Linked DNA regions of Homo sapiens: region 1 is linked to region 2. Evidence: read pairs that join two places in POLR2A ChIA-PET (ENCODE). Cell type or tissue: MCF 10A. All regions are shown on one strand.

Region 1 (5,000 bases), 230 kb after region 2:
AGACAGGCGATCTCAAAAAAAACTTGTTTCCACAATCCTACCAAAGCAATGCATGAGTGATGTCAAGAATTAGGCTGGTCTGTTATTTCTTAGCTTCATTCATTCATCAAGCCCTCTAATTAATATGCTAGAGAGAGAAAGGCAAAGAAGACGTAAAGTAAATGTCCTCATTAAGAAATCCAAGAAGGCTGAACTTTGAGAAAGGTAACAATTTGAGAATGAGTCAGTGGTTTTCAAACTTTTTTTTTAGCTTCACACTCTCATTTAAAGAATCTAACTTCAAATCCTGAAATGTAAGTTATAAATTATGCTGTTTTCAAAGTGAAATAAGCAAGACACAAAAGGACAAATATTGCATGATTCCACTTATATAACACAGAAGTAAAACAGAGGTTACCAAAGGCAGAGGGAGGATGTAGTGGGGAGTTACTGTTAAATGGGTACAGAGTTTCAGTTTGTGATGATTAAAAGTTCTAGAGAGGCAGAGTGGTTGTCTTAGTACATTTGTGTTGCTCTAAAGGAATACCTAACTAAGGCGGGTTAATTTATAAAGAAAAGAGCGTTATTTGGCTCACGGTTCTGCAGTCTGTACCAGAAGCACGGCACCAGCATCTGCTTCTGATGAGGGCCTCAGGCTGCTTCTACTCATGGCAGTAGGTTGAAGGGTAGCTGGCATATGCAGAGATCACATGGCAAGACAGGAAGCAAAAGAGGGCAATGGGGAGGTGCCAGGCTCTTTTTAACAACCAGCTCTCTTGGGAACTAATAGAAAGAGAACTCACTATTTCAAGGATGGGACCAAGCCATCGTGAGAGATCTGCCCCCATTAGATCTCCCACCTCTAATACTGGGGAACATGAGATTTTAGGTGGACAAACATCACAACTACAGCAGTGGTGATGGTTGCACAACAATGTGAGTGTATTTAATGCCACTGAATCATACACTTAAAAATGGTTAAGGTGGGGGTGGCTCACACCTGTAATCCCAGCACTTTGGGAGGCTAAGGCAAGAGGATTGCTTAAGGCCAGGGAATTTGAGACCAGTGTGGGCAACACAGAAAGATCCTGTCTCTACAAAAAAAAATGTTTTCAACTTTTTTAATGGTTAAAATGGTAATTTTATGCTATGTGTATTTTACTATAATAAAGTGCTGTTGATCAAAGCAAAAGTGATAGGCTGGAAGATACCCAGTGACACAAATGTCTATCTGAGCCAATTCTGGGTAACGGATTGACAGTTAAACTCAGAAACATTTCATTTTACCTTTCTTTTGCAAACCAATCCCTTAAGCCCAACCACCTACCCAAACAGCTTTACTGTGTGATTTCTGTGCCTTGACATGTGGCCTCTCTAATGTACTCATCACCTGCCATCAGGATTATCTTCCCAAAGCACAGACCAGACGGCCACTGCCCTCCTCAAACAACCCTCAGTAGTGCTCCAGCCTGAAGAATAGCTTTCAGATTCCCCAGCAAAGTAGTCAAAGTCCTTCCCAGTCTGGCCCCCAACAGACCTTTAGCCTCACTCCCCACTCTCTCCACAAACCTGTGACCCTCCAGCCACACTGGAGGACCCCTCGCCGAGATATTGCTTATATCTCTGTGCCACAAGTGGCAAATCAGTGGCCTGGGGTCTGGATATGGCCTGCAGGTGTTTTGTTTGGCCTAGGTGGTGTTTTTAAAAAAGCTTCCATATAAAAACCTGTACTCCTGACTGTATGTCTACATAAGATCCACACTTCCACATACCATCAGTTGCAGCTGAGCGGTTACACCCAGGACAGAATGCACTCCACCACCCCCACCACTCCCAATTTCTGACACCAAGGCACGCCTGCTCATGTGCACCACCCCCTGCCTGCCTGAGTTTGTGCTGCCTGCTCTGCACTTTCCTCATGTCACTCCCTCCATTTAGAAGGCCCCTGGCCCCATCCTGCACTCATCCTGATGGAATGCTCTACAGGCTCAGTGGGTCTCTCAGGGATACCCCAGGGAGAGGTTGCCAGGCACTCAGCCTGAGGACATTCACTCTCTCTTCAATATCAGAGCTTGGTTTTTACGTTTCTTCCCGTACCCCTCAGCTAGCACCTAATATTAACTGCCTTGTCCTACAAGTTCTCATTTTAAATATGCTGTGGATAAACCCAAAGGCTTTGCCTTCTTTGTCTCCCAGTATCCTACTGGAAAAACATGTTGCTGGTGATGATGATGAGACAAGCTGCCAATCTAAAACAAATTCTTCCTCCTCCATATGTTGCCTTTCCCTTATGAGCAATACCAAGCATATTTTCTCCAGACTCATGTCTGAATTATTAGCTTATGAACTGTAGGACAGTTACAGAAAGGGAACTGCAGGAAGGTAGCACCTTCCAACAAATGCAGCAATTCCAACAATTCCTTGGGCTCCTAGAAGACTTCTCTCATACAGGCTTTCAACCAGCCCCCATCCCTAATCCTCCCATCAGCATAGAACCCTATGACAATGGCCTGGGAGAAGGCTTGGCCCAGCTGGCCTCAGAGGTCAGGAGTGGTGAAAAGGAAGACTGTCAGCCCAGGACAGAGAGGATCCAGGACTTGCCTGGGTTGTGAAGTCCTCAGAATTGTAAGTGCCCACATACTGTTGGGGAAGAAAAACAGAATTTGGGGGAGAAATGGTAGCCTGGGGCCTAAGGAAGGCCACTCCAAACTTTGCAGGAGGGCTCACCTGGGTCTGTGTTGCAGGAAAAAAAAGAGCAGAGACCAGGCTCCAAGAAATCATCTATCTCCATCTATGCCTGGAGGTACATGTGAACACTCACTGAGGTACTGCCACCTTCTCTGTCTTCCCAACAAACTATGCGCCCTAGCTGAGCATAATGAGAAAGAGAGTTCTGATATAGGCACTGTCTGATATAGGCACAGGAAGGAGGAAATATTTTGTGTGGTATGTATGTGATATCCCTGTTGTCACAGAGCTTCAATTTAAAAAACCTCAAAGGAGTTGTGGCCAGCTTTAGACACTCAGGGACTAGGCTGGTTGAGTAGTAAAGATGAGGACTCAGGTTACCAAGCCCATTCAGCCTACTGGGCTCAGCTACTGCACTCATCTTATTCTGCAAATGAAGAAAAATCTTGACGTGTGCCCCAGCGTGGAAAAGAGGGCAAACTTGGTAACCAGGTGACCCAGTCCCAAATCTGCCTTTGCATGAGAATCATCAAAACTCAGTTTGGGGAATTAGCTAATACCCACTAACACACTCCATCTGCACAGACTCTGATTCAGTAGGTTTAAAATAAGAGCCTGGAATCACAAGCCATTTTTAACAAAAACAAAAACAAAAAAACCATAAGGAGGCCCAGGCATCAAGAAGAAACAAAGGCAACAGGGGACTGCACAGCCATGAATGGGAAGTAGCATGAGACACAGAAGCCCCTGATCTGATGAGTGTCCTCTCTCCAAGGTGTTAATGTGGGCGCGGCGGAGGCTACTAATAATCAGCTAGTGAAGTGGCCTCTAGCCGACCAATTCAGGTGAAGATAAGTGGAAAAACTAACAAAGCAATCCGCTAGTCCAGCAAAACTAATCTGTGACTACATTTTAGTTACATGATGGGAAAGAGTGCACCCTCTAAAATCTGTCTGATTCTATACTTTTAAAACTTCTTGTTTGGGTTTTGTTTTTCCTTTAGTTAGTAGTAACACTGCCTTTAAAATATCTATCTTAGCCAAACTGTAAGAAAAGAGAATTGTGCATACGTAAGCCAAGTCCAGGTTTCGATGATTAACCTCTGTCTTATTTATACAACCATTTCAACCTAGCCACTTTAACATACTTTATATTCACAAAAGTTTTAACATACTTCATACTCACAAAAGTTTTAGAGAGTAAAATTCCCAGTTACAGGCAAGAAAATCGAAGCACTCAAATTTGTATTGATTTGATTTTTATTGTAACATAATCACATGGGGATATACATGACAAATATGACATCTAATAATCCATAAGTGATCTACAATAAGGACAGAATTCCCCTAATTTCTAAAATGCAGAAGGAGAATTCAAAGTAGAAACTCTCCTACTTGATTAAGAAATAGATGGTCTAATCGTGGAAATACTTTAATGGACCAGGGTCCAGGTTGGTTGATTAGGAAGATCAAAGGGTACCTGGGGAGCAGGCAAGAGTAAAGAAAGTATAGAATGTAACCTACATTATAGTATAGATGTAATCCACATTACATCTGAATTAATAACTTAAAAAAGGTGCAAGTAAGATAAAATAATTTCACGCAAATCCTACTAATATACAATTTGACAATTTGAAATGCTATTTTCCCCCTAATAAATTCATTTAAACACTTTACTAAACACTTAGTACCTATAAAGCACTAGCCCTGTGGAAGATACAGACATGAGTAAGTTCTTGTTCTTATTCTTGAGGACTCAGCAATCTCTAGGAGAGATAAGACAAATACACAAACAACCAGACTTCAAGCAGAATGTTATTCATAAGAAAGATATGGACAAATACTGTTGGGCATCTGTGAATATGAAGGTCAACTATAAATCGTTTTGGAGCTAAGCAAAACTGCTGGTTAGAAGATTTCCAGGCAGAATGCAGGGTATTCATTTTTTCTGTAAACTATAAAATATATATGTAGTTACTTTTGACAACTACCTTTACCATATTAGGCAAAAGCAAGAATTTCCCAGTGACTTATAAAAAAATTTTCATTCATACCTAAAAAGTGGTTTTAGTTTCAGATCCTCTGAGCTGTTTTATACCACAATAACTCAGTGCAGATGTCACTATTTTGGTTCTTCTGAAAATAAATGGGGAGGGGAGCAATCACCAAAGAAACAACACTCACGAAAGATAATGTGGAGACATTTAGTTTTGTGTTGCTAATCCTGGAGATTACTGGCATTTATGATACATGATACCAAGAAAAAAATGTATGCCAAGTTTTCTAAAAAGTTCAATAGAACAGTTATTTTCTCCATTTTTGGGGGTTTTTTTG
Region 2 (5,000 bases):
CTCAGCTCCTTCACCCTAAATGTGCCCAGCGTTGTTTTTTTTTGTGTGTGGCAGTTAGACTACTTTCAGGTACCTAGGTGGGCCCTCCTCCAGCCTCATCATTGGGTGACCCTCTGGAAACATAACCACTTCCTCCTGCATTCCAGCGCCTGGTGCGCCCTACAGCTTGAGATCACTTTGTCCGAGCAGCACGGGCTGCTGCAGATTCCATCTCTCACAAAACAAACCCCATCAAGAAGCAAATCCTCGATTGTCTTCAGACAGATTCCCCAAAAGAACACTCGGAGATGAAGAATTGGATGCACATGATTTATTAAGAAAATGCTTTCAGAAATAAAAAGGAAATAAACCAGTAGGGGAGTGAGGGTGGGGAATGGGAGGCAAAGGGGAAGAAGGCAAGCCAGGGTGAGCTTTCGGGCAGATTCGTGGGGAGGATGGCTGCAGCCTGACCCCTCAGGTGAACTTTGGAGTATAAATGAGCCTCAGAGATGCCTGGACCTGAGGCAGGGAGCAGGCAGTCTTCTTCCCAACTCCACACCCACACCCACTAGTCATTGGTAAAGGGCCATCAGGTGGGGCACCAGCTCCCAGCCACCTGGAACTCTGAGCTCCTGCAGAGAAGGCAACTCTGAGAGCATGGGGAAGTCCCCTGCAAGACGTGCAGGTGCAGACCTTTGAAAGCAGAAGAAGCCTTCCAACAATCCCAGGGGACCGACAGGGGACAGGGCAAGGGGGCAGGGCATGATGCTCTTCCCTGCCTCCAAAATCCTGTTCCCCAAACTTTTCCTCATCTTCCAACTCTTCCAGCATAGCCCCATATCTTTACCTTGACGGGCCAGCCAGCAGCTCTTCTGGTGCGTTTACCCTCCCCAGGTCCTTTCATCTCAAAACCAACCTGCTCACCATTGCCAGCTTTGTCATGTTTGTCACGTCAGTCCTTGGTTTTGTGTGTCTCGTGTGTGTCCACGTGTGGCCATGTGCACACACATGTATATGTATGAAAGCATTAGTCACAGGGGAAGAGAAAGCAGAACTCACCATTTTTTGTTTCAAATTATCAGCAATTCACATCTTCCCACAAAGCAGGAGCATTGCCTTTTTTGAAGCCCATCTATCACTCCCACTTCTTCATTGGGTGCCAGCTCATCTTAATCCACGTTGCTGGGCAGGGCCTCAGATAGAACTCACACACTCCCTTTAGGCTGCTCAAGCTTTTCCTCTGCTGTCTGTGCATCCTATCACGCCTACCACAAACTGTCCCGAACAGTTCTCAGTTTATTCCAGCCACACCCTGGATCTCCCTAGTGATGTGCTCATTTCTTTGAAAGTTGCCTTTAAGACACACCCATCACTCCTGCTCACCCCTCGAATCCTGTCATTGGTTGAGGTTGATTCAGTTGCAGTCGTGCACTGCAAAACAACATTTCAGTCAACAACAGACTGCATCTAGGACAGTGGTCCCATAAGATTATAATGGAGCTGAAAACTTCCTATTACCTAGTGATGTATTGATCCTCACCCTGGGTAGGCCTAGGCTAATGTGTGTGGACCTTCATACTTAATTTTAAAAGTTTAAAAGGTAAAAATATTTTAATAGAAAAAAGCTTAAAGAATAGTTATAAAGAAAATATTTTTGTAGAGCTTTACAATGTGTTTGTGTTTTAAGCTACATGTTATTACAAGAGTCAAGAATCAAAAAATTAAAGTTGGCCTGGTGCGGTGGCTCACCCTGTAATCCCAGCACTTTGGGAGGCTGAGGCGGGTGGATCACGAGGTCAAGAGATTGAGACCAACCTGGCCAACATGGTGAAACCCCCTCTCTACTAAAAATATCAAAATTAGCTGGGCATGGTGGCAGGCGCCTGTATCCCAGCTACTGGGGAGGCTGAGGTAGGAGAATCACTTGAACCAGGGAGGCAGAGGTTGCAGTGAGCCGAGATTGCACCACTGCACTCCAGCCTAGTGACAGAGCAAGACTCCATCTCAAAAAAAAAAAAATAATAAAGTTTATAAAGTAAGAAAGTTACAGTAAGTTAAGGTTAATCTATTAGTGAAGAAAGAGAAATATATTTTTATCAATTTAGTGTAGCCTAAATGCACAGTGTTTACAATTTGCAATTATAAATTGCAGTAATGTCCTAGGCCTTCACATGCTCTCACCACTCACTCACTGACTCCCCAGAGCAACTTCCAGTCCTGCAAGCTCCATTCGTGGTAAGTGCCCTATACAGGCGTACCGTTTTTATACTTTGTGCTTAATTTTTACTGCACTTTTTTTATCTTTAGATATGCTTAGATACACAAATGCTATTGTGTTAACAGTTGCCTATGATATTCAATACAGTAATATATTGCGCAGGTTTTCAGCCTAGGAGCAATAGGCCATACCATGTACCCAGGTGTGTAGTAGGCTACACCATCTAGGTCTGTGTAAGTGCACTCTAGGATGCTTGCACAATGACAAAATTGCCTAACAACACATTTCTCAGAACGTATTCCTGTTGTTCAGCAACACGTGACTGCAAATGTCCATTCTGAGTTAAAGGATCAGCCATAGGATTTCCCAGATCTGCCCTATTAGTCACATCCTCTCTTTCCCCATACAAACACCATGTGCCAAAATCATGTCCACAAGGGAGAGTAGCAGAACAGAAACTGAAGTGCCACTTTTGCTAATAGAGATGAGGAGGGCCAGTGTCATAAAGCATCAGCTAAAGTGTTTCTTGTGTTTCCCTGTACTCCTTATCCTTACCCATTTGGGCCACACTGAGACCTCCATTACTCCAGGGGCAGTCCTGATGTCAGAAACAGCAAAGCAAGGCATCAGATTCTTAAATAATTCTAATTTTGGAATATCTTGGGTGCCTTCTGCAGCAGGAGAAAGCCGTCTTTCTGACAACTCCTTTCTTATGATATTGGGATGTGTTTCTAGAGCCCAGATTCCTTCTGTTGTTTCTTGCTCTCTTCAAGCAGTCCCAGCTGAGTTTAAAAATTGGCCAGCTTGTCAGCTGGTCCTACTTTCTTTCTAGCAAATGTAAGGCTAACACTGGATACTGGACCAGACTGCTCTCTACTTCTTTTATTTTTGCTTTTGGAATTAAACATTTCTTTTCTTAACATAATCATCCATAATTTACCTTCTGGGGTTCTCCCCAGTATGAAATATACACGTAGAACAAGTTCTCAGTCCATTTGAGAACATCTATTTCACAAACAAATTCTACCCACTTCTGCACTTCTTCATATCTAAATGAGGTAATTTTATCTAGGAAACATCTTCCCATTACCCCATCATCTGACCCAGGCTGGGACTACATTGCTGTGCTTCACCCTGGCTTGACTTTAACTGGGCTTTTTCTCCTCTTCCCTGCCTCTCTGAGCAGCCCTGATTCCCATAAGCAAAGTGTCCAGGCACACCTACATTTTGCTTCTAGACTTTGACTTTATAATATTTACACATGAGTCAGGACAGGCTAAGCTACACTGCACATCTTAGGGACTTGCAAGATAAAGGTTATTTTTCACTCACATTGTATGTCTTTTGTGAGTTGCTTCTGTTGCATGCCATCTTCATTTTTGGACCAGCTAGTGAAGCAGCCTCCACCTGAAATATTGCCAGTTGCTGGGGCAGAGAGAAACGAGACACAGAGAATCACGTGCTGACTCTGAAAGCTTCTCTGTGAGTAACATGCATTGCATCTGCCCTTATTTCATTGGTTAGTGAAAGTCACAGGACCACTTCTGAGTTCAACTGTGTAAGACTAGAATGCTCCCACAGAAGCATCTAAGGACGAAAGTTAAAATATTTAACCTACGAGAATACAATTGATCAGAATGCACCTTGACTCAGAATGACATAGTCCTTGTATAATAAGTCCCTAGGCACCTTCATCTGTTTCTTGATAAAATAAATTCCATCACCCATAGTGACTGAAACCACAGTTTGATTCATGAAATTTTGAACACACTAAAGGGTTAAATAATCAGCAACCCCAAGTCAAGCGGATACATGAAGAGAAGGAGGAGGTAAATCCAAGACTGCACAAGCCAAATGAAGCCAAGAAGTGAGTCTCCCCACGGCTCCTTTCTTGGCTCTGCAGACACAATCTGGGGATACAGATCCAGGGCCACCTGCCTCTGTGCAACACTAATGAGCCGAAAGCCCTGAATGTCACACACTTGAGCTCCAAGGCGGATGTGTATTGTAGCTGCTTTTTGTAGTTTAATGTCCCTGTGTGCTCTCCTGGCTGAGAAACAGATTAAAGGGGAAAACAAGCTGTGATAGCAAAACAACATTCTCCCCACGGCCGCCTGAAGGCCTGTTGGAAGCTCTGCCTTGTTTTGAAGGCATTCTTAAGTGGAACTAAGAGAATCTCATTTCCCAATAATCTCATCACAGCCGCAGCCACCCATCAGCCTCCACCACTCACTGCATAGTGACAAGTGGGCCTCCCCTGAAGTACGCTGATCCTCAAGTGCTGGTTTTGCCGGTGTCCTTACTTGGCCAGGCACCAGCAAGGCAGAATTCACAACCCACTCCTCATCCTTTCTTTCTCCAGCATTCCCTCTGGAGGGGCCAAGGATCAATAACCAAACAAGGAGCATGCCAATGTCATAAACAGCTAAGCCTATCATTTATCATCTAAACAAGAATGCTTTTGAGACCAAAGAAGTTTGCTAAATTAAATGGGGTATATAAATTGAAATATTCACTGACCCTCAAATAGTTTTATGATGATAAGTTTATAAAATAGTTCTCTGAAACCTATTTTTAAAAATAAATTAATTTCTAACAAATAAAAATAACACAGTCTCATGTACATGAAATAAAATTTTTTGAAAACTTTTATATTGTTTGAGCATTTAAAATAATGTAAGCAAAATGATGATTGTTAGTACATATTCACTTACTGTAATCTGCTTCTCAGCCACATCTGTTCTCTGCCACTGATATTTTTCTAAAAAACTTATCCTTTAAAATGATTTGATTTTTTTCCAAA

What was found. ChIA-PET counts read pairs that join two places held together with the same protein. Peaks named below come from ENCODE experiments on the same cell type or tissue, not always from the same donor. Only the 100,000 strongest peaks of a DNase experiment are listed, where the experiment ranks them.
Region 1: POLR2A ChIA-PET joins it to region 2 with 5 read pairs; 2 of 35 experiments call an interaction of 5 or more read pairs at or near these places.

What each region holds. Positions count from the first base shown.
Region 1 is chr7:38,900,793-38,905,792 of GRCh38, forward strand. All of the region lies in intron 1 of VPS41 (VPS41 subunit of HOPS complex), which reads right to left. Among named protein-coding and RNA genes, the nearest start is that of VPS41, 5.9 kb to the right of the region's middle. In MCF 10A, no CTCF peak of the experiment used is centred here; no DNase peak of the experiment used is centred here.
Region 2 is chr7:38,671,446-38,676,445 of GRCh38, forward strand. No RefSeq gene overlaps it. Among named protein-coding and RNA genes, the nearest start is that of AMPH, 43 kb to the left of the region's middle. In MCF 10A, no CTCF peak of the experiment used is centred here; a DNase peak (open chromatin) is centred at 2,536.